2 separate regions of the Homo sapiens genome follow, and region 1 is linked to region 2. A link is an interaction called in ENCODE POLR2A ChIA-PET data of the cell type or tissue named here. Cell type or tissue: PC-3. All regions are shown on one strand. Each heading gives the region's core, and the rest is flanking DNA. Links, peaks and the distances in the headings are about the cores only. Region 1 overlaps TMEM45A (transmembrane protein 45A). Region 2 overlaps TBC1D23 (TBC1 domain family member 23).

Region 1 (10,133 bases), core at 935-8,934, 270 kb after region 2:
GGTGGCCCATGAGAGTCTGTATTTCCAACCAGCTCCCACTTGGTGTAGCCACTGCTGGTGTGAGTGCCACAATTTGAGTTTAAATGTCCTAGAATTCTTGTTTCTTATCTGTCTTCCTACACTAAAAGATAAGTTCCATGAGAACAAAGACCTTGTCTATGTCCTGTCCGCAATGGCTAGAACTATAACTGGCATATCATAGTTGTTTAATAAATATTTGTTGAAAGCATGAATGGATCCATGGAGGAATTAAGAAATGAATAAATAAGCAGACAGGCAGGAGCACTGCTTATTCTCACACGTACCTCTGAAGAACCTTAGAGGCACTTATTCTTAAAAAAACTGAATTTCCTCTCAACAAAGCCAGAAATTCACCAACAGCTTTGCTCAGGGCATGACAGTCTTCCTCAGGTTAAAAATGGTCTCCTTTCTCTGATGTCTCACATTGTCCCTTTCGATGCAGTTCCACTGGATAGATGGTTGGGCTGATAATAGAGGGAAAAACCAGAGGCCCAAACCCTGGCCCCACACCCCAGCCTGTCCCAAGGTGAAAGGCCTAGATTCAATCATATTTGTTTGTATTTTGGCAGTAGGGGGAAGGAGGAAGTGGGGATTTTTTTTGAGATGGAGTTTTGCTGTTGTCGCCCAGGCCGGAGTGCAATGGCACGATCTCGGCTCACTACAACTTCCGCCTCCCAGGTTCAAGTGATTCTACTGCCTCAGCCTCCTGAGTAGCTGGGATTACGGGCACCCCACAACCATGCCTGGCTAATTTTTGTATTTTTAGTAGAGACGGGGTTTCACCATGTTGGCTAGGTTGGTCTCAAACTCCTGACCTCCGGTGATCCGTCCAGCTTGGCCTCCCAAAGTGCTGGGATTACAGGCATGAGCCACCATGCCTGGCCAGAATAGGTTTTTAAAGGAAAATGAGGTTAGATTGAATTTCATGGTGTAACCTCTGGGGGAAAGACGTCTTCTAGTGGGCAACAGGGAGCTGAGGGGTGGGGAGAACCGGATGCTGGTATAGTTTGTACACCTGTGAGCTTTGGGAACTCAGAGATCTATTAGCCTCAGTTGGCAAATCATTTCCTTGTTTTTGCTCTCTGGGCCTCCATTGATTGCCCTTGTCTTCCACCTTCCGCACACAAGGAAATCCAAACAAAGCCATTTTGGAATCCTATCTAGGAGTGGCTTTCCTTCCCAAGGTGGTCCCTGTGCTCTTGTAGAGAATTTGCTCAGAACCCAAAATACGCTCCAGTGTCCTCCTGAGAATTGGTTGTGTTGGGCAGAAGACAGAAAGGAGAGAGAAGAGCAGGATGACAGGAAGAGGAGTAAAGAAGAGGCAAAGAAGGCGAGGCCATAAGAACAGGGCCACAGGGCATTCTCTGTAGATTGGCCCAGGAGATAGCCAAACGTTCACACAGGTGTCATTGTCACAGAGCTCTTGACAATAGCAACTCTCTCCTTTAGAAGCTGTGATGCAAGTGAATGTGTCAGCCCTGCTGATTCAGGTGTGGTCACTGCATTTTGACTGTACATTGTTTTGTAAACTTGTCAGGCCCACTGGGTGCCTGTGACTGCGCTGAACCAAAGAGAAACTGAGAAACAGCTTTCTCGTCTGGGTTGGGAGCCAGTAGAGTAATACCGGGTTTGGGAGTCCTGCCTTTGAAGCAGTTCATCAACACTGAAGAATGTTCTGCATCTTTCCTGGGACCTATAAGGGATTCAAGATTGCTATAAGGAAAGGTCAATAGAGAGTGAGATTTGTTTGTCATCAGAATGGGTTATTAAAGCACTTGGAGGAATTTACCTTTCTGGATGTCTTCAAATAGAAACTAGATTCTTGTATTATGGGATGGTTTAAGGGCTCTCAGAGGCAGAGAGATGTATATCCCTATCATATCCCATCTTTGCTCAAAAATATTCTATTGCTTCTTATTGTTCATAGGATAAAGTTTAAATTTCTAAAACTGGCATTCAGGGTCTTCTATTATTTGGCTCTAAACCTTTCCTAGGTCTTTCTTTTTTAAAAGATAAGTTAAACACAAAACAAAACAAACAGAAAGCAGCAAACTAGGAATAGAGAACTTTCTCAACTTGATACAGAATATCTACACAAAACCTACAGCCAACATCATACTTTAGTGGTGAGAAACTAGGTGTTTTCCCCTTAAGACTGGGAACAACACAAAATGTCCCGTGTCATCACTCCTATGCCACATCCTACTGGATGTCTTAGCTAATGCAGTAATATGATAAAAGGGAATAAAAAGTATACAGACTGGGAAGGAAGAAAGAAAACTCTCTTTGTTCACAGATGGCATAATTGTTCATGTAGAAAATCCCAAACAATCAACAATAGCAGCAAAACCCTTCCTGGAACTAAGTGATTTTTAGCAATGTTTTAGGTGACAAGATTAATATATAAAAGTTAACAAAAAGATATAAAATTAAAAAAATATAAAAGTCAAATGCTTTCCTATATACCAACAATGAACAACTGGAATTCAAAATTAAAAATACAACATCATTTACATTAGCACCGAAAAGGAAAAGATTTAGATATAAATTTAATAAAATATATATAAGATCTATATGAGGAAAACCATAAACCTCTTATGCAAAAAATCAAAGATCTAAATAAATGGAGAAATATTCTATTCTGTTTATGAACAGGAAGGCTCAATATTGTTAAGATGTCATTTCTTCCCAACTGATCTATAGATTCAATGCAATCCCAGTCAAAATCCCAGCAAGTTACTTTGTGGATATTAAACTGATTCTAAAGTTTATATGGACAGACAAAGGACCCAGAATACGCCAACATGATATTGAAAGAGAAGAACAGAATCGTAGTACTGATACTACCTGACTTCAAAACTTATTTTAAAGCTTCAGTGATCAAGAAAGTATGGTGTTGGTGAAAGAACAGACACATAGGTGAATAGAAGAGAATAGATAGCCCAGAAATTTACCCACATAATACAGTCAGCTGATCTTTGACAAAGGGGCAAAGGCAATTCAGTAGTGAAAAAATAAGTCTTTTTAACAGATGGAGCTGAACAACTGTATGCCCACAGTATTAGGGTTCTCCAGAGAAACAGAACCCAATAGGATATGTATATGTATATGTATATGTATATGTATATGTATATGTATATGTATATGTATATGTATACGTATACGTATACGTATACGTATATGTGGGGAACCATTATGGGAATGGACTCACACAATTATGGAGGCCTAAGTCTGAAGGCCTGATAACTGGAAGGCCTGCTGGTATAAGCCTCAGTGTCCAAAGCCCTGAGGACCAGGAGCTCCTATGTCCAAGGGCAGGAGAAGACGGATGCCTCAGCTCAAGAAGAGACAGTGAATTCACCCTTATTCTACCTTTTTGTTCTATTCACGCCCTCCATGGATTGAATGATGCCCACCCAGGCAATCTTCTTTACTTAGTCTACCAATTCAAATGCCAATCTCTTCTGGAAATGCCCTCTCAGACACACTCAGAAATCATGTTTTACCTGCTGCCTGTGCATTTCTTAGCCCAGTCAAATTGACACATAAAATTAACCACCAAATCTACATGCAGAAAAATGAATCCAGACATAGACCTTACCTTTTTCATAAACATTAACTCAAAATGGATTATATACCTAAATGTAAAATGCAAAAGTGTAAAACTTCTAAAAGATAACAGAGGAAAATCTAGTTGCTCTTGGGTGTGGAAAAGGGTTTTAAAATAATATATCAAGAGGACAATCCATGAAAGAAAAAATATAAAAGTTAGATTTCATTAAAATTTAAAACTTCTGTTTTTTCATTCTCTTAATGGTGTCTTTCACCATTTTGAGTTAATTTTTATGGAAAAAGAAAGGTCTATGTCTAGATTCATTGTTTGAATATTAATGGTGAAAGACACCATCAAGAGAATGAAAAGACAAACCACAGACTGGGGAAAATGTTTGCAAAACATAAATCTGATAAAAGACACATATCTAAACAATATAAATGGCTCTTGAAACCCAATGACATGAAAACAACTCAATTAAAAAGTGATCTGAACAGACTTCTTATCAAAGAAGGCATACAGATAGCAAATGAGCATATTAAAAGATGCCCATCATCATATGTCATCAGGGAATTGCAAATTAAAACAACAGTGAGATACTACTATACACCTATCAGGAACGCTAAAATCCAAAATACTGACACCACAAAATGTTGATGAGAATGCGGAGAAACAAGAACTCTCATTCATTGCTAGTCGGAATGCAACATGGTACAGCTAGTTTGGAAGACAGTTTGGCAGTGTCTTACAAAGATAACATACAATTATCTAGGAGCACCATACAATTCAGAATTGTGCTCCTAGTATTTATTCAAATGAATTGATAACTAATGTCCATACAAAAACCTGCACATAAATATGAATAGCAGCTTTATTCACAATTGTCAACGATGCACAAATATATCCTTCCATATGTCTTTTTGGAGAACAATTTATTTTCTTTTGGGTATATACCCAGTAATGGAATTGCTGGGTCAAATGTTAGTTCTAAGTTCTTTGGGAAATCTCCAAATGCTTTCCACAGGAACTGAACTAATTTACATTCCCACCAGCAGTGTACAAGTGTTCCCTTTTCTACAAAGCCTTGCCAGCATCTGTTGTTTATTTGACTTTAATAATAGTCCCTCTGACTGGTATGAGATGGTATCTCATTATGGTTTTGATTTGGATATCTCTGATGATTAGTGATGTGGAACATTTTTTCATATGTCTGTTGGCCACTTGTATGTCTTCTTTTGAGAAGTGTCTGTTCATGTCTTTTGCCCACTTTTTAATGGGGTTATTTGTTTTTTGCTCATTCGATTGTTTAAGTTCCTTGTAGATTCTGGGTGTTAGACCTTTGTTGACTGAATAGTTTGTGAAAATTCGCTCCCATTCTATAGGTTGCCTGTTTACTCTGTTGGTGGTTTATTTTGCTCTGCAGAAGATCTTTAGTTTAATTAGGTCCCACTTGTTGATTTTTGTTTTTGTCGCAATTGTTTTTGGGGACTTAGTCAAAAATCCTTTATGAAGGCCAATGTCCAGAATGGTGCTTCATAGGCTTTCTTCTAGGATTCTTATAGTTTAAGGTCTTACATTTAAATCTTTAATCCATCTTGAGTCAATTGTTTTCTTTTTCTTTTCTTTTCTTTCCTTTTTTTTTTTTTTTTTTTTCTGAGACAGGGTCTCACTCCTGTCACCCAGGCTGGAGTTTGATGGCACGATCATGACTCACTGCCGCCTCACCTTCCTGGGATGAGGTGATCCTCCCACTTCAGCTTCCTGTGTAGCTGGTACTATAGGCAAGTGCCACCATGCCCAGCTAACTTTTTATATTTTTAGTAGAGACAGGGTTTTGCCATGTTGCCTAGGCTGGTCTTGAACTCCTGGGCTCGAGCAGTCTGCCCACCTAGGCCTCCCAAAGTGGAGTTAATTTTTGTATGTAGTGAAAGCTAGGGGTCAAGGTTCATTCTTCTGCATATGGCTAGCCAGCTATCCCAGCACCTTTGTTGAATTGGGAGTCCTTTCCCCTTTTAAGTCCTTTCCCCTTAGCTTATTTTTGTTGACTTTGTCAAAGATTAGATGACTGTACATGCATGTTTTATTTCTGTGTTCTCTATTTTGTTCCATCGGTCTATGTGTCTGTTTTTATACTAGCATATGCTGTTTTGGTTACTGTAGTCTTATAGTAAAGTTTGAAGTTGGTCAGATAATGTGATGTCTCTGGCTTTGTTCTTTTTGCTTAGGATTGCTTTGGCTATTTGGGTTCTTTTTTGATTCCATATGAATTTCAGAATATTATTTGCTAATTCTGTAAAAAATGACCTTGGTAGCTTGATAGGAATAGCATTGAATCTGTAGATTGCTTTGGGAAGTATGGCCATTTTAATGATATTGATTCTTCCAATCTATGAACGTGGAATGTTTTTCCATTTGTTTATGTCATCTATGATTTCATAGACATATGAATACTAGAAGGATCGTAGAAGAAAACCTAGGAAACACCATTCTGGATGTTGGCTTTGGGAAAGGATTTATGACTAAGTACCCAAAAGAAATTGCAACAAAAACAAAAATCAATAAGTGGAACCTAATTAAACTAAAGATCTTCTGCAGAGCAAAATAAACTATCAGCAGAGTAAACAGGCAACCCACAGAATGGGAGCAAATTTTCACGAACTATTCAGTCAACAAACATCTCCAAAAAGACACATGCACTCACACATTCATCACAGCACCATTCACAATAGCAAAAACATGGAACCAAGTGAGGTGCTCACTGGATTGGATAAAGAATTTGTGGTACATTTACATCATGGAATACTATGCAACCATAAAAAGGAATGAAAATCATGTTCTTTGCAGCAACATGGTTGCAGCTGGACCCATTATCCTAGGTGAATTAACATAGGTACAATAAATCAAATACCACATGTTGTCACTTATAAGTGGGAGCTAAACATTGGTAATACATGGGCATACAGATGACAATAATAGGCATTGGGGACCACTAGAGGAGGAAGGGAGGGAGGGGACAAGAGTTGAAAAACTTACTGTTGGGTACTATGCTTAGTACATGGGTGATGGAATCATTCATACCCCAAACCTCAGCATGATGCACTATACCCAGGTAACAAAGCTCCACATGTATCCACTGAATCATATATCCACTAAAATAAAAATGGAAAAATAAAAACAGTACATAAATTGCATCAAAGTTTACCACTGTTTTGCAATTTGCATTTCTCACTGAACCTAATGGTTTCAAAATTCATTCCTGTTTGTAAATATAGATATACTTCTTTTATTCAAAAATCTTTTACTGGTAGTATTATATTCTGTTGTATATATATTACATCATATTATTTATTCATTTCTCTATTGATGGATGTTCAGATTATTTCCAACTTTATGTTACTACAACCAGTTGCAGTAATGAACTTTTTTTGACATATACAAGAGAGCATGTATAGGAATTTTGGGAGAGTACACACTACACATCGAATTGCTGGATTGTGTCATATGTGCATTTTCAACTGTCCTAGCTACTGCCAAATTCTTGGCAAAGTGTAATAGTAATGCCATTTTGCACTTTTAGTAGTGTATGAGTGTTCTTGTTTCCTCATGCCCTCACCAACACTTGATATAATAGATTTTTTAAATTTTGCAATAAAATAGATGAAAAATACCTGTTTTTAATTTGGTTTTCTTTGCTTTTAGTGAATCAAGGATCTTTTCATGTGATTATTGGACAATTAGTGTTTTGCCTTGTGTTGAATTGTCTATTCTTATTTTTTACCCTTGGGGGAGCAGTTTTTCTTTTTCAAATTGATTCCTAATTAAAAAATTACATTCCCTAGTACTCATCCTTTGTCATTTATGTTTATTTCAAATATTTTTTTCTGTCTGTCATGTATTTGAAAACTTTATTTATGGTACCATTGTGGGAGAGGCATAGGGCCAAGGATGGGTATGAATCCCGGTTCCGTTACTTATCACCAGCACAACCTTGGATATTTTAGTTAATCTCTAACTGTATTTCAGTTTCTTCATCTGTAAAATGGGGGCGATAGCATTACCTATTTCAGAGGTTTGTTTTGAAGATTAAAGGAGTTAAGATGAAGAGCACTTACATAAATGAAAAGTGGTACACAGAAAGCAGTCAATAACTATTAGCTAATATTTGGACATATAGAAGTTTTAAGTGGTTTTTTTTTTTGCTATTATACAAGGTAGATTTATTTTTTTTGCTTTTGTACATGATAAAAGTTTGATTCCATCTCACATAAAATAAGATATGCAGGGATGGAGTGGTGGATCCACAGTCTTCAGGAATAAGCCTCTTTTAGGTGCACTGCTCCTATCCCCTAGATGTGAGTCTTATCTGCATAATCTGGGATAATTGCCAAAGCATTAACCATCATAACCATGTTCCAGCCTTCCAGAGAAGGAAGGGCAGAAGTGATATTTCTTCCCTTCTTTTCAATCAGCTTTACTGAAGTGTAATTTACATGCAATAAAGTTCACATCTTTTAAGAGTATAATTTGATGAGTTTGGGCAAATGTATATGGTTGTCTAATTATTGTCACGATCAATATATAGAATATTTCCATCACCTTGAAAAGTTCCCTAATGCCCTTTGCAGTCAATTCTATTCCCTTTACCTGGAGGCAACCACTGATCTGCTTTCTATCACTACAGTTTTCTCTATATTAGAATTTCATATAAATGGAACTATGCAGTAAGTACCCTTTAGTGTCTGTTTTGTTTCATGTAACATAATGCTTTTGAGATTAATTCAGGTTTTTGCATGTATCAGTAATTTGTCCCTTTTTATTGTGGAGATGTATCATAGTTTGTTCATCCATTCACATGTCAATGGGTTATTTCCAGGTTTGGGTTATTATAAATAAAGCTACTATGAGGATCCATGTACAAGTCTTTGTGTGGACATCGTTTTCATTTCTCTTGGGTAAATACCTAGTGAGGATTGCTGGGTCAAATGGTAAGTGTATGTTTAATGTTATAAAAAGTGACAAGCTGCTTTCCCATGGGGCTGTTCTATTTGTGTTTCCACCTGCAGTGTATAAGAGTTCTAGCTGGTCCACATCCATACCAACACTTGGAATTGTCAGTCTTTTAAAATTTAGCCATTCTAGTGAGTGTGTATTGGTTTTTATTATTTTAATTAGCATATCCCAAATGACTAATGATCTCGAACATCTTTTCATGTTTGCCATTTGTATACAGAAGTTTTAAGTTTTGATGTGGTCAACTTCCTCAGTCTTTTTCTTCATTGTTTTGCTTTTTGTATCTTGTTAAAAATTTTTTTCTTATCCCAAGGACATAAGGATGTCTTCAAATATTTTCTTCTAAAAAGTTTTAAAGTTGGAATTTCATAACTAGGTCTTTAATACACTTAGAATTTATTTTTGAATCTGATGTGAGTAGGGAATCTAGTTAAATTTTTATCCATGAATAGAAACTCAGTTCTAAAAACATTAATAATTTTTCCATGGATTGGTAATTTATATTGTCATTTGTATCACTCACCAGCTTCTCATATGTGTATAGTTTCTAGCTGTATTTTTCATTATCTCCTACCCCAGTGACTACAATGTCTCCTGCATGTTCCTTCCAATGTGAGTTTATTTATGCTCTTCCTTATGTCTAGGGTGACTCCTTTTTGTTCTACCTTTCGAAATCCACTCATTGCTCAAGGTCTAGCTCAGATGACCTTTAAAGTTCTTCCCAAATCCAGTCATATGCCTCTGTCCCTCCCTTGAATTAAATGAAGGGGCTCAGCACACGTATAGCATTTTATTCCTCTACTATAAATCTTAGCCTATCTTTTTGGAATCACAGTCACTTCTGTGTCTGTCTTCTTTGTTCTGCCAGACTGTAAGCCCTTTCATGTTTTTGTGGTAACTGCCAGACTGTAAGCCCTTTAGTGTTTTTGTGGTAGGCAGAACAGTGTTCCTACCTGCCTATGTCCTAATTCCTGGAACTTGTGAATATATTACCTTACTTGGCAAAAGGGACTTTGCATATGTGATTAAATTAATGACATACAGTGAAGAGATTATCCTGGATTATTCTGGTGGACTCAGTCTAATCACATGAGTTCTCAAAATTAGAACCTTTACCAGATAAATTCAGAGTCACAGGAATCCATGGTTAGGAAGTGGTCAGAGATGGAACATTACTGGTTTTGAAAATGGAAGGAGGGGGGCTATGAGCCAAGGAATGGAGGTGGCTTCTAAGAGCTGGAAAAGGGAAAGACATGTATTCTCCCTTACAGCCTCTTCAATGGGACATAGCAGCAGCCTAGGTGGCACCTTGGTTTTAGGGATAGGCATGTAGGGGCAGCTTTGCTGACACCTTGATAGCCCAGTGAGATCTGTGTTGAATATCTGACCCATAGAACGGTAATATAATAAATGTGTGTTGTTTCAATGTACTAATTTTGTAGTAGTTTGTTACAGCAGCAATAGAAAACTGATATATTTGCTCACCATAGAGTCCCCTGTAACTTGAAGCAGATCCTTAGATACAAAGTGATAAATCATTGCTCACTGA
Region 2 (10,133 bases), core at 918-8,917:
AGAAAAAGGAACTGTTTGTCTAAGAAGGACATTGTCTACTTGTGGAACTGGGAAGGCTGGATACTACTTTTAGAAGAAATGAGAAAATGAACTTCATTTTTTGAATTGGGGTTATGATGTGACAGTTATTTGATTTTGTAAACTATAATTAGAGGGCAGGCAAAGATAAGAAATGAAAAAGACTTATTTTATACTGTTTACATTAAAGTCTTTAATTATAATTTAGATTTTAGAGTTTTTAAAGGTAATTTTTTTTTTTTTGAGACGGAGTCTCATTCTGTCACCCAGGCTGGAGTGCAGTGTGCGATCTTGGTTCACTGCATCCTCCGCCTCCTGGGTCCAAGGGATTCTCCTGCCTCAGTCTCTCAAGGAGCTAAGATTACAGGCATGTGCCACCATGCCCGGCTAATTTTTGTATTTTTAGTAGAGATGGGGTTTCACCATGTTGGCCAGGCCGGTCTCAAACCCCTGACCTCAGGTGATCCACCCTCCTCACCCTACCACAGTGTTGGGACTACAGGCATGAGCCACTGCACCCAGCCTAAAGGTAATTCTTAGGTAATAATTCACTTCTAGGATTTTGTTTCCTGTGGATGTTTTAATATCCATAATTTGAGTTAGTAATTGGTTTTTGCATGCTAAATAAATGTATTTCAATTAATTCATTTTTATCTCTGTGTAATCACTGCAGAGAGGCGACAAGTGCATTCCCTCTGTAAGTATAGTGAGCAATTCAGAGCACCCAGTTAAATATACTGTAATATGCAGCCAACTTTTAAGTAGGAGTCTTCTGGAGAGAATTGAGAAAATATGCTTGACAAAGCATTTCTGATGCACAGTGCTGAAATGTGGATTCTTTTTGGTATAAAGACAGTGCCTTCTCTCATGTGTCAAAAAGCAAAATAGAGTTTAGCAAAAACATTCTCAGTTCAGCAAACATTCACTGAATAGTGGTTATATTCAAGCTGCTGTGTAAGGTTTTAGAAAAAAATTTGAAACAGTTTTACAATCAGGAATGTGCATTGTGGTGCCTTCCTGGGATACTTTGATTTTTTTCATCATTTTATCTCTAGGAATACTGTGTGAAAATAGCTTCTGAAGATATCTAAATGCTGGTGTTTTGGAAATTACAGGCTCTAACAGAAAATAATAGGATTAAACAGTTTGAAAAGGGGCAGGGCTTGAAATGAGTTAAATATTGAGAATTACAGATGGAAAGCAGGTAAGTACCTTCCATTAAGCTCATAAAATCAAATTCTTTCTTGTAGAAATAAAGAATTTAAGAGCCACTTAAACCTATTTTCTGAAATTTAATGTCTGTTTGTTTCAAGGGTCTGCGTAACTTTTTAACCTGAGTTAAGAAAATGATGACTAATAAAGTCATTTGTTGCAAGTCTTCATCTTTTTTCTTGATGCTTAAAGGAGTTTTTTCTTATCCTTTAGCTGACATAGCATTTGATAGTTGGGTGGAAATCTTGTAGTGTTTGCTTCTTTTTTATTTTAAAGTAGTTGTTACATTAAACTAGTTGTTATGGTGGTATTTAATAATTTCAGCAAGGAGATATACAGGTTGAATATCTCTTTGGAATACTTGCATTATACTTAACCGGTTGAGCATCCCTAATCAAAAATCTGAAATCCATAATGCTCCAATGAGCATTCCTGTGAGTATCATGTTGGTGCTCAAGAGTTTCAGATTTTGGAGCATTTCGGAGTTGGGATTCTTGGATTTGGGATGCTCCACCTATATAAGAAAATACTGTACATTTGCATAGAGCGTTACTCTTTATATATAATGCTTATATATATTAATAACATCTCATTTGGATCTTAAAACAGCTCTATGAGAAAGCAAAGTTATGCATTGGGCATGATGGCTCATGCCTATAATCCCATCACTTGGGGAGGCCAAGGTGGGAGGATTGCTTGAGCTCAGGAGTTCGAGACCATCCTGGGCAACATAGTGAGGCCTCGTCTTTACTAAAAATAAAAAAAATTAGCCAGACTTGGTGGCACAAACCTGTAGTCCCAGCTACTTGGGAGGTTGAGGCAGAAGGATTGCTTTAACGGGATGAATCGAGGCTGCAGTGAGCTGTGCACACCAAGCCTGGTGACAGAGTGAGACTCTGTCTCTAATAATAATAATAATGATGTCCATGGGTTATTTTTCCTTTAAACAGTTTCTAACCTTTATTTTGAAGCCTCTGTGCATCACTTTGTGATGCAAAAGATTTATTCATCTCATATATATGTGCAATTTGAATACTAGAAATCCTTTATTTTGTGAATTCCATTTAGATTAACCATCAGCATGAAATTCAATGAAATCCTTTTATCAAAAAAAATGTTCCTTGATGGTTGGAATCCAGCTTAAAAAAAAACCCAATATGTATTTCTTTGCCAAACTATGATCCCCATTGGCATAGTACCCTTGAGAATTGTCCAAATGTTGCAAAGTGTTGTCACTTCATTTGCTGTAGTTGTTTCTTTATAACAACTATGTTTCTGAAATGATAGTTTCAAGACAAGGAATGTTGGTAATGTTTCTTTTATCATTACACTTTGGATAAAGTGGAAATTTGTAATTGACATAGGTAATATCTCTCTCTCTTTGCTGTTTTCGTGCCATTCTCTATCTTAGGCAAAAGTTACACTCTGTTTTTAGTTTCCAAATAAACTGCATTAGTGGGGTGGAAAAACAAGGATGCATTTCTTTGTGCCTTAAAAATACTGAAAAGTCACCTCATATGTATAGAAGGGAACAGTGTTGAGGATTTTTATTTTAAGAAAACATGAAAGAAGAAAGGATTTAGAGTGCTCGCTGAAGTTGACTGCTCATTAGAGAAATTTCCAATTTTGTAGTCAAAATCTTATAGCAAATGCATTGCAACATTACACATATAGTTATGAGAAACGTTTTTTGTGTATCTTTTTATTTTTTACTTAGGCAACAACTGAGTTTTTTTCTTAGCAGAGAAAAGGGCACCGTTGGTACCATTGGTGTAATTTGATCTTCATGGATTGTGGATCAAAAATAAATCTAAGATTTAAAACACCTGTTCCATTTGTAGTTAATTTTAGTAGCTTATAGAATAACATTTCTGTGATCTCTAGCCCTTTTGCCTATTGCATACAATGATGAAATACTGTAGCTATTAAATTTGCCTTGTGAAGCCAAGAGGACTAGATTTAGCACCGTCTTTACTTGGCTCAAGATCCTGATTAAAACACAAATTCTAGAGATTACATTATTCATAAGGGAATCTCCCAAAGCTGTTTTTGTGGATCTGGTCCTAATGCAAAATTTTACAAATTGTTTAAAGCTGGTGAATGGGTGTTTTTCCCCTTGGCATATAAATTTGTAACTTGTTAAAATGCTTGTAACAAGCATGTCTGATTCTGACACAAATCTAGATAACTTCACAATTATCAAATTGTATCAAATTGTTCTCACAAGACTTTAAGTTGTCAAGGTCTTTTCTGAATGTGCTATCATACTATTGAAATACTTGGAAAGTTTTGATGGTTTGAGGTTGGTATTTAAAAATAAGTTGCACAAGACATACTGTGGTCCTTGAGCTCCATGCATATCTACTGTACAAGTGAATCTGTAGCAAAGTTTTCTCTTTTCATTTCTACCAAATGTCATACAGAATATTCAAGAACTAATTAAGGAGTTTTGTTATGGTAGTACTTTGTAACCAGCGTCCTAACAATAGTAGCAAAATAAGTTCAGACAAAGCTTTGGTGCTGATGTCTCATTCCCTGGGCATTAAGAAACCCCCAGAAATGTGGTGGCACAAATTAAGCCATGAAACCACAATTCAATACATGCAGCTTGCCACTGCTTACTCACTGTTCCACAATTTGCTAGTGCTTATGACTAATTAGGTATTCACTTTAGAGTTTTAAGTAATTGGTCAGAGGCTTATACCTGATTAGGATATGTACATGGACAAGCTGGGCTGTCATGGTTTAATCTGAGCTTACAGTGATTTACATTCTAAACAAATATGAATAAATTGCACTTCAGAGCCGCTCCCACCTCTGTTCAACAGGATTTAGATGATAGGACTTGGACTAGAACCTTGGAATAGCCATCTGGCATGTAAGCTACATAAGAGCATTGACTTTTTTTTTCTGTACTGCATCCCCTGTGCCTCACACAGTGAGTAGCCTGTAGTAGGTGCTCAATACATACGTGTTGAAGGTTTGAATAAAAGAATACTTATGTCAGGGAAGGAAATAATTCAGTATATGGGTTAGGAAAGCAGAGGAAAATCTAAATGAGAGTGTTTTAAGAAGACAGTCAAACTTTGCAGTGTATGTAAAGGGGACGAGAGCTGAGAAAGATGACTAATGACTTCTGAGAGCACCTTTAGTAGAGTGATAGAGGTTTTGGGTGAATGAGAGAGTAAGTTTAGGTGAGTGGAGACTACTGTTTTCAAGGAAGTTGAACTGTAAAAGGAAGGAGAGAGATGACTTTTTGATGGGGAGTAGGTTATATTTATATATAGGACCCTTTAAGTAAGTAAATGTGAAAATTTTAAAGGAAAGGAGATAATCACAGGTTATATTTTTGAATGCTAGAAGTACTTTCAGTGAAGGTTTCTGAGTTCATTTGTTTTCTCTTGGCTCTGTTTAATACTGTTAGCAGACTCACAGGTTTGAATAATATCATATGCAATAGAAATAACATATTTAAGATGTTATTTTTTAACATCATGTCAGGCTTTGGGCTTTTATTGATTTCCCAGTAGTGTAGCTTTTGTATTTTTATTTTAAGAAAACAATAATAAATCTTAGACTTTGGCCACTTTAAGACACAATATTAATTTTTTTTAATGTGGTAATTGGATTTTCTTTGTAATTTCTCTATACTCTGCATTTAAGTGTAGAGTGATTACATACATTATAGACCCTACTTGGTCCTTTAAAAACTGCTAGTCTTCATTATTTTTATAATTACAGAAAAGGATTCAATTTTAAGAATTTTGAAGATTAGTGAAGCTGACTTAGCTTAGTTGATAGACTGAGAGGCTTCATGAATTTAAAACATTTTTTTTCCAACCCAGAAAACATTCTATTAATATCTTAAGTGTTTTAGATTTGGTTAAGAAAGGGGGTGGAGATGATACAGAGAGTGGTCCCTATGGAGTGGTGAGGATCAAAGAGGGATGAGAAATGGAAGTGGGTTGGCAAGAGAGGGAAGAGATAGATTTAAGATGAGGGAAAAGTTGTTACATATATTGTCAAGAATTCTTTGTGAAAGGAACAACCAAAAGTTTGGTAGCTGGATGGAAAGGGAGAACGTGGAGACGTTTTTGTGGTGGACATTGCTGTTTCTAATGGCAATTTTTGAGCATGTTTTCTCAGAAGAAAGAGCCAGTAGAGAAAGAAGTGGAAAATAGGAGAGAAGGGATAATGGATGGCACATGGCTTCTGAAAGATCGTGGGGAGTGGGTGGAGATAAGAGTCAGGTGAAGTTACCAGTCTTAGGCTAGAGAAGAGATACGTAAGTCTCCTGTGGATACAGGAAAGAAGAAAATGACTGGAATAATAAGTTGCTTATGTTTGTTTGTTTTTGGAGGGGGCTGAGATCAAAGGGAAGAGAAGCCTGCTGGCCTATATATTCTCTCTGGAGTCATAAGTAAAGTCACCTGAGGTAAAGTGGCTGGGTAAGGAGTCTGAAGTAAGTGCTGAATAGGAGATTTTCAGGCACTATTGTTATATGATAGCATCATAGAGTTGTCTTATTTTCCCAAGAAGCCCACATTGAGTAGAGTATAGGAACAGAGAAGGCAGACTGGTTAGATTAACCTAATGTTGGGAATTTGCAGCTTTCTGAATGTGACAGAAAGAGCAAGGAGTGAAGAAGTCAAGGGTGTTGTCAAGAATGTGCTTTAAGTTTTGGGCCATGGAATCAAGACAGAGGACATAAAGTGAAGCCACATGAAGGCTTTTCTAACGAATCCATGCCACCCTTCCATCCCTTACCTTTGTCTCCATCCACAGGGAGTATGGGGAGGATACTTACTCCCTCAAATTAATTATTTTCTCCACTCAAAAATTGAGCCACATGTTTTTATATCTTTTAAGTTACTTCCAAGTTTATCATACTGTAAACCTTTAAAATACAGTTTGTTGTCAGCTATAAGTTGAACTTGTTTCGCCTGTTTATCCTTCCAATATTCAGTATTGGAGAACTAAAATGAGACAGATAAAGTAGTACATGTGCCACATTGTTTCCTACTTAATGATTCTGTAAAGTATCCTTTCTTAAGTAGCAGTTACTTAATACGCTAGAGAAGTAATATGTTTGAGAACATGCAGTATTTCGTTTTCTGTTCCTCCTTTAGTTTGCTAGTGATAATGGCCTCCAGAGATGACACAAACAAATGGAAAAACATTCCATCCTCATGGATAGGAAGAATTAATATTGTTAAAATGGCCATACTGCCCAAAGCTGAAGGGGTGGGTTGCCCCTCCACACCTGTGGGTGTTTCTCGTTAGGTGGAACGAGAGACTTGGAAAAGAAAAAGACACAGAGACAAAGTATAGAGAAAAAAATAAGGGGACCCAGGGAACCAGCGTTCAGCATATGGAGGATCCCGCCAGCCTCTGAGTTCCCTTAGTATTTATTGATCATTTTTGGGTGTTTCTCAGAGAGGGGGATGTGGCAGGGTCATAGGATAATAGTGGAGAGAAGGTCAGCAGATAAACACGTGAACAAAGGTCTCTGCATCATAGACAAGGTAAAGAATTAAGTGCTGTGCTTTAGATATGCATACACATAAACATCTCAATGCCTTACAGAGCAGTATTGTTGCCCACATGTCCCACCTCCAGCCCTAAGGCGGTTTTCCCCTATCTCAGTAGATGGAACATACAATCGGTTTTATACCGAGACATTCCATTGCCCAGGGACGGGCAGGAGACAGATGCCTTCCTCTTGTCTCAACTGCAAAGAGGCATGCCTTCCTCTTGTACTAATCCTCCTCAGCACAGACCCTTTACGGGTGTCGGGCTAGGGGACGGTCAGGTCTTTCCCTGCCCACGAGGCCATATTTCAGACTATCACATGGGGAGAAACCTTGGACAATACCTGGCTTTCCTAGGCAGAGGTCCCTGCAGCCTTCCGCAGTGTTTGTGTCCCTGGGTACTTGAGATTAGGGAGTGGTGATGACTGTTAACGAGCATGCTGCCTTCAAGCATCTGTTTAACAAAGCACATCTTGCACAGCCCTTAATCCATTTAACCCTGAGTTGACACAGCACATGTCTTGGGGGTAAGGTTATAGATTAACAGCATCTCAAGGCAGAAGAATTTTTCTTAGTACAGAACAAAATGGAGTCTCCTATGTCTACTTCTTTCTACACAGACACAGTAACAATCTGATCTCTCTTTCTTTTCCCCACAAAAGCAATTTGTAGATTCAGTGCTATTCTCGTTACACTACCATTGACATTCTTCACAAAACTAGAGAAAACTATTTTAAAATTCGTATGGAACCAAAAAAGAGCCCAAATAGCCTAGGCAATCCTAAGCAAAAAGAACAAAACTGAAGGCATCACGCTACCTGACTTCAAACTACACTACAGGGCTAAAGTAACCAAAACAGCAGGATACTGGTACAAGAACAGACACATAGACCAGTGGAACAGAACAGAGGACCCAGAAATAAGACTGCACACCTACAACTGTCTGATCTTCAATAAACCTGACATAAGTAATGGGGAAAGGATTCCCTATCTAATAAATGGTGCTGGGATAACTGGATAGCCATATGCAGAAAATTGAAACTGGATCCCTTCTTTACACTATATACAAAAATCAACTCAAGATGGAAGCCTAAAAACTATGAAAACCCCATAATAAAACCCAGGGAATACTATTCAAAATTGTATTTTCAGTATGATTGAGTTTATTATAAATATAGATGTCTATATGTAAATATATGTCTATATATATGTCTATAAATACACACATGAGAAACTGAAAAGTGATTCACAAAAAGTGATTATCTCATGGTAATGGAATTGTGGTTGGTTTTTAATTTTTTTAATGCATTGGCAAAATTCTTTAAAATGATTATGATTAAAAATTCATTTTAAGAAAGTAAGCTGTTGTTCAGTAACAATAACAAAAGAAATAGTATTCATGGATTCTGTTTATTAAGGAATTATGTAGCCAAGCATTGCCCTGAATTTTTTGTGTTCAGAAACTTATTTAAGCATTAACTGACCCTATAAGATAAGCATTGTGGTGCTTTTTCCTTTTGTAAGGTCACATGGCTGTTGAAGGGCCAAAATTGAAACCCAGGTCTGACACTAAAGCTCAAATTTATGAATTTTTATAATACGTTAAATAGAGTTGATTTTTTTAAATTGTGGTAAAATATACATAATGTAAAAAGTTTACCATCTTGACCATTTTTCAGTGTACATTAGTATTGAGTACATTTACATTGTTGTGCATATAATCTCTAGAATGCTTTTCATCTTGCAGAACTGAAACTTTGTATCTGTTAAAGAGCTCCTCATTCTCCCCTCCCTCTGCCCTGGTAACCGCTCTCTAAATTTACTACTCTAGGTACCTCACATAAGTGGCATTGTATAGTATTTGTCTTTTTGGGACGGATTTATTTCACTTACCGTAATGTTGTCAAGGTTCATCTATGTCGTAGCATGTGTCAGAATTTCCTCCCTTTTTAGGCTGTATAATAGTCCATTATATATTATATATAATATATATTCTATAATATGTAATTAACTTATTAATTACATATATAAATTAATAAACATATATAATATGATAAATATATAATATTTGTTTATTAATTACATATATCTATGCATACAGTACACACCCCCCCCCTTTTTGTTTATTCATTCATCCCTCAGTGAACGGACACTTGGGTTGCATTCACCTTTGGGCTACTGTGGATAATGCTGCTGTGAACATGTGTATACAAAAGTCTCTTTCAGACTCTGCCTTCAATTCTTTCAGACATTTCAGGATATGGAATTGCTGAATTGTATGAGACATGTATTTTTAATTCTTTGTGGAACTGTCATACCGTTTTCCATAGTGGCTGCGTCATTTTGCATTTCCACTAACTGTACACAAGGGTTCACATCTTTGTCAACCTATGTTTTTTGAAAGTAGTAGTCATCCTCATGAGTGTGACAGGTTCTTTGGTTTGGTTTTATTATTTTGTGTTTTTTTTTTGTTTGTTTGCTTTTTGAGACAAGGTCTTGTTCTGTAGCCTGTTTTTTGAGACAGGGTCTCGTTCTGTAGCCCAGGCTGGAGTGCAGTGGTATGATCTTGGCCTTACTGCAGCCTCTGCCTCCTGAGCTCAATTGATCCTCCTGCCTCAGCCTGTTGAGTAGCTGGGACTACAGCTGCATACCACTACAACTTGCTAATTTTTGTACTTTTTGTGGAAATGGGTTTTTTCCATGTTGCCCAGGCTGGTCTCAAACTCCTGGGCTCAAGCCATCCAACCAGAAGTGCTGGGATTACAGGTATAAGCTACTGCCCCTGGCCTGGTTTGGGTTTAGTTTTTGAGTGAGGTTTTAATAGACTTGATCTTTAAATTCTTTCAGACCTCTTGAAGAATAAATAATTAATGAACAAATAATATATATGTATCATACACTTAACCAGTTGAACTACTGATACTTGTGTTCAAAATTAAGGTAATTATAATAACCAAAAAGTTGAAACAACTCAAAAGCCCATTATGTAATGGATGGATAAGTAAAATATGGTATATTCATATACAATGGACTATTATTTGGCAATGAAAAGCATATATTGATACATGCTACATTATGGATAGATGTTGAAATGTTATGCTAAATGAAACCAGGCATAAAGGCCACACATTATATGATTCCAGTTATATGAAATATCTAGAATAGGTAAATATGTAGAGACAGAAAGTAAATCAGCGGTTGGCAGAGACTGGGGTCAGGGTAGGAGGTGCTGGTGGGGAGGAATGGCGAGTGACTGCTAATGGGTATGGGGTTTCTTTAAGTGCAGAAAGATACTTGTTAAAAAAAAAAAAAAAAGGAGATGAACTAAGTCTCGTTTCTTGTTTTCATGCCCTGTTTGGCGAGAGTGTGTGT

Evidence for each region. Peaks named below come from ENCODE experiments on the same cell type or tissue, not always from the same donor. Only the 100,000 strongest peaks of a DNase experiment are listed, where the experiment ranks them.
Region 1: POLR2A ChIA-PET joins it to region 2 with 13 read pairs; 3 of 35 experiments call an interaction of 5 or more read pairs at or near these places.

The regions. Positions count from the first base shown.
Region 1 is chr3:100,536,318-100,546,450 of GRCh38, forward strand. The region is part of intron 1 of TMEM45A (transmembrane protein 45A); the gene reads left to right. Among named protein-coding and RNA genes, the nearest start is that of TMEM45A, 49 kb to the left of the region's middle. In PC-3, for the core only: no CTCF peak of the experiment used is centred there; DNase peaks (open chromatin) are centred at 1,524 and 5,304; H3K27ac peaks cover 2,288 bases.
Region 2 is chr3:100,266,027-100,276,159 of GRCh38, forward strand. The region is part of intron 1 of TBC1D23 (TBC1 domain family member 23); the gene reads left to right. Among named protein-coding and RNA genes, the nearest start is that of TBC1D23, 10 kb to the left of the region's middle. In PC-3, for the core only: no CTCF peak of the experiment used is centred there; a DNase peak (open chromatin) is centred at 3,965; H3K4me3 peaks cover 1,271 bases; H3K27ac peaks cover 1,578 bases.